Linked DNA regions of Homo sapiens: region 2 is linked to region 1. Evidence: chromatin loops called from intact Hi-C (ENCODE). Cell type or tissue: A673. All regions are shown on one strand.

The links. Hi-C counts contacts between places; a loop is a spot of excess contacts. Peaks named below come from ENCODE experiments on the same cell type or tissue, not always from the same donor. Only the 100,000 strongest peaks of a DNase experiment are listed, where the experiment ranks them.
Region 2: a loop joins it to region 1, with 3 times the contacts of the local background. A loop is called at or near these places in 2 of 110 quality-filtered maps.

What each region holds. Positions count from the first base shown.
Region 1 is chr12:85,309,369-85,311,868 of GRCh38, forward strand. No RefSeq gene overlaps it. Among named protein-coding and RNA genes, the nearest start is that of LINC02820, 7.4 kb to the right of the region's middle. In A673, a CTCF peak has its summit at 1,262 (motif pointing right); DNase peaks (open chromatin) are centred at 893 and 1,333; H3K27ac peaks cover 542 bases.
Region 2 is chr12:85,423,629-85,426,128 of GRCh38, forward strand. It overlaps LINC02820 (long intergenic non-protein coding RNA 2820), which reads left to right. Exons shown (of 5, transcript NR_183554.1): 4 at 490-576. Among named protein-coding and RNA genes, the nearest start is that of LINC02820, 110 kb to the left of the region's middle. RefSeq lists an enhancer at 1,083-1,172. In A673, a CTCF peak has its summit at 1,451 (motif pointing right); a DNase peak (open chromatin) is centred at 1,483; H3K27ac peaks cover 313 bases.

The DNA.
Region 1 (2,500 bases):
GTGAATTCCATATATCTTCCTGGCCATCAGTTGCCCTTTGAATACTCCTCTCTCTGATGTAGCTAGATTTCTCTTCAGAACTTACTGAGATGAATGAGCTCTTGCCACACGTAGAAGTGAAAGAAAACATTTCTTTCTTTGCCAGAACAGATGAGATTCGTCATTAGGAGAATGGATTTGACCTTGTAAAGTGGACCAAAGCAATTAACAAACAAATCCCTTTGGGGCAGATTGAGTTTATTCTAGTCCTTTAACAGAAGCTTTTTTTTTTTTTTTAGTACTCCACAGCAATCTTGTAAATTCATGGAATCTGAGCACAACAAAATCGAAAACACGGAATTGAAAAAATCATCTTCTATTTAAGCCTTTCCATGTAAGAGAATTTAAAGGACACTTAAAAAAAGGCACATAGGTTTATCCTCAGATACCATATCAACAAGTCAAATTAGTCAAGAAATCAAGAAAGAAAATAGATAAAACCAATTTGATAGCATCATATAAAAGAAAAACTAGAGATCAGCATTAAGGTCTATTGCAAAATGAGGAAAAACCCAATTTTAGGGCAATTTACCGTACCTAAGGGAAAGATTAATTGTACTTTGCGTCTCATACTCATTGTATGAGCTTCTTTAATATATTTATCTCTTATTGATGATGTCCCTTCTGTAGTGTCTTTCCCAGGCTTTTTATCTATGTCTTGTTCTTTTTAACTTTATTTTCCGCTTTCCTGGAGCCTATACCTAGCTAAAGTCCATTCTTCAAGTTTAAAGTCTTATGTGACATTCATGGAAAGAGCAGCTACCAATTCGTTGGACAGCACAGTAAGTAAGCAGCTTTCTTACTTTCCCTAGAGTACGTATTTAGCTAATGCTATTAAAGTGAATGACACAATCTTGAGTAAACCCAGCTGATAAACCCCATGGAAGCTGCTCATCTACCATGGGCCTGCAACACTTTGGCCTTGCTCTTTTATTTGTCTTTCTGAGTTTGTAAACCATTCAGCAATTTTGACACTTAGATGCAAATTGAAAGTTATTATTTTAACCCCTAAATAACCTAGTCAGTTCAAAGCATTAATAAAAAAGCATTTCTTCTTTTAAAATTTTGTACTTGTATTAATTTTTTTGTTTTGCAAAGTCTGCTTTTTCAAAATCCAAAAATAGGTCAAAGGAAAGATATCAGACTAGCAAAAGATCTGAGGTCTCAATATATTTGCAAACTTTTGGGTGCTTTAAAAATTTTATTATTAATGAGGAAAATATTAAATCCACTTATTTTTAATTTTTATTTCTTTTTACCAGTAGGTGGCACTGCACAGATGTAAGAGATATTTACATTTAATGTGATTTAGGGGACAAGAGAATCATCAGCAATGCTAGCTGGTGTGAAATTCCCTCCAATAGAGTTAGCTCTTAAAGTATTGTATCTGGGAGTCCCAACAGTTGTATAAGGGAAGAACATAAATTTATTAACACTAATTTTATTGATCAAACACTATAACAGTGCTCACTATGTGACAGATGAGTAGGTTCTCTTATTCTCCTATTCAGGTAAGAAAACTGAAGCACAGAGAGGTTAAGATTTCCGGATGTCAAACTTCTAGTGAGATATAGGACAGAGATTGGAGCTAGGCATTTGAGCCAGTCTGCGCTCTCTGCTTTGTTCCCTCTTACCTCACTAACATGAATCACTCATCCATCTATTCAGTGATTTCTAAGGAGCTAACTCGAAGACATAGAGTATTAAAACTAATACACAGTCCAATTAGAAAACCAGAGAAGTACTAGGAGCATGGGGGTAATCTTGAGGAAAGCGAAGGAGTCCTTAAGAGGAAGGGAACGTGTGGGTCTCCCTTCTAAAGAGCAGAGCTATATATCTGATCACCTACTTGTGCTCACAGGCACACCAGATATTAGGAGGCTGAAAATGGAACAAAAAATCCCAACCTACCCCTGCTTTTGTACAACATATACATACAGTTAATAGACTATATTTTCAAGAACAGTCTCAGGTTTACAGAACAGTTCAGTAGAAAGCAGAGAGAGTTTTGTTTACCTCTTTCTATTATTAATATTTGTATTAGTGCTCTACATTTTTACAACTGATATGACTTTATGAATACATTATTGTTAAATAAAGTCTACAGTTGACAACAGGTTTCATTCTTGGTGCTGTACATTCTATGGGCTTTGACAAATATATAATGACGTGTATTCACCATTATGGTAGCATTCAGAATAGATTTACTGGCCTAAGGATCCCCTTTGTTCCACCTTCTTTCCTTCTTCCAAACCTTTGACAACCACTTATCTTTTTACTGTCTCTATAGTTTTGCCTATTCCAGAACGTCATACAGTTGTAATCACACAGTATATAGTCTTTCTAGATTGGTTTCTTTCACTTCATTTCATCTGAGTTTTCTCCAAATATTTTCATGACTTGGCTCATTTTTCATCACTGAAAAACACATTATCATATGAATGGATGTAACACAGTTTAT
Region 2 (2,500 bases), 110 kb after region 1:
AAAGTTTTCAGAAGTTAAAAGGGCAGTTTTTATGCCAAAACCACAATTTTTTTGACCTAATATTAAATTCTTAAGATTTTTTCCTTTCTTTCTTTCTTTCTTTTTCTCTTTCTTTCTTTTTCTTTCTTCTTTTCTTTTCTTTCTTTCCTTCTTTCCTTCTTTCTTTTTCTTTATTTTTTTCTTTTTTCTCTTTTTCTTGCTTTCTTTCTTCTCTCATCTTCCTCCTCTTCCTGTCATTGTCTTCCTTCTCCTTCTTTTCTTTATTTTTCTTTTTCTTTTAACCTTCAGAGGCAGAGATCTGTGGTTACTACCAACTCCTTTTTACACAGGGAGTGCAGATCATACAAAAGAAAAACATAGCCTTGATCAGACAGCTGAGTTTTTTTTAATCTTAAAAAAAATCTATTTTATCCAAATGAATTGAGTACTCAGAACTGGAACTTTTCAGACCACAAGGAAGACTGACATGCTTTTTTATCATGGTAACAGGTACTGACTGCATGGGGAGAGGCCATACCACAGAAACCTCAATCTGCCTGAGCCGTGACTCTGAGAGCTGGAGTACCACTGGACAAGGTGAGGGGAGCTTTTGCTTGTTTACTCAGAAATATTTTCTAAATTACCTGTTTGTGTTATTTAGGAGGGCAGGATTGGGGAATGCCACTTTGACCTGATTTTTACAGAATAAACTCCTTGCGTAGCGTTATAATAATCAGAATAACTAGATAGGCTCTTTTAGGCAAGGTTGGGCAAACTTTCTATATTCTGACTCCTCTTGTTGTTTTCTTCCCAAACATTTGAAAGAAAACACATTACAGTTTACAAAAAAATCCCTCATTCTGCCTTGTGTTGGTTCCACCTCCCCTAAAAATAGAATTTTATGATGCTCAATCTAATTTCTTTTCAAGACCATTTATTTAATAAGAAGAATGTTCTCCTGGCCTGAGATGCAATATAAGTGAGTATGTATTTTTTTTCATAGAGTTAATGTTTACGGCAGAGGGCTAAAGCATTGAAAATAAGGAACTGAAATGGAAACTCTGACATCACTTTAACGGCAGTCCTGCTGCCTTACTGGGGAGAAAAATATTAGCTCTTGTCTAACTTACCTTTTCCATAAGGTGTAAAAAGCACCCTATACAGAGGGAGTATATGAAACCCATAGCTAGTCTGATTGCTTGCATGCTATTCATATACACGCCCGTTGTAAGCTGGCACTGGGTGAACCCGCTGATTCTAACCATATGGCTGCCTGCAGAAGTGCACTGAGGAGTTTCCTCCAGGGTGCCCGAACGGTGTCCTACTGGCTTCCTAGGCTGCAGGAAAAAATGAAAAAAAAATGTAATTTTCCCATTATGAGATTTCATCCAGATGCTCATGAGGTCATACATTAAATAATGAGACTTTAAAGAACATTACTATTTTGAAGAATTGCAAACTGTATGCATTTCTCCACTGGGTGGCGGTCGAAGTCCATAATCATGAAGACAACTAAAAGACCCGGAAACTGAAAATCTAATTTAAAAAATATCACTTAAGGGTTAATTAATTCAGAACTACTATTCTTCTAATCAGATTACCAGTTTATAGTGCTGTGTGTCAGTCAGACTGTGCTGGTTCTGCCTGTTGGTAGACAATTTTGCATTACAGAGAGCTGTAGAAACTTTTGAGCTATTGAAAGATTTTATCTACACTGGTAAACTTATATTTTTTTGGAATAATTATCAGGAATAAAATATTTTCTACCACTATGTATTCAATCGTCCACTGACCACAACAATTTCTCTACAATCAGGTTTTTTTTTTTTTTTTTTTTTTTTTTTTTGCATAACTTTACACAGCTTTTGAAGAAGGTATTTCTTGTCCCAAATCTTTCAAAATTCCAGAAAGGTATCATTTTGCTTAATAGTATTCCTTGGTTATGGCCTGTTATTAACAACCCCTATAAACTATTCTGATTATTTCTGGAACTGGAGTCTATACAGCTATATAGGACATTCATTTCAGTTTAATAATGCTCAGCTCTTGTGTGCTAAGCTATCAACTGTAAATAGAAAATCTCATGTAAGGATTTAGATTCCAGTGAGATGAAGTCAAGGTTCATATTAGATAAATGCCTTTACTTTTAGCTTGTTGAGTTGGTTTTCCTTCTTCTTTCTTCTAGCTTTAATTTCTGTGTCTTTCTCCATATCTGCATGTACAAATCCCATTTCAGGTAGGTCTTGGCTAAAAGAAAGAAGTGCACAAGTAGTATAAATAGAGCACACATTAGGGTCAAACTCTTCTGCAGGATGTAGTTATGTGCCCCATACCCCACCACCCACCTTGTATGACCAACCAGAACCAGATATAAGTCAAATTGTGCAGTAGGTGAATTGGTTTTGCTTCATAATCATCTCCTCTTTCCCTGACCTTATCTCCATATTACATGTAGTAATGGGCAAACCCTGGTGCTTTCCTTTACCTCTCATGTTCTCAAGGGCTTTCCAGGTATAGCCGA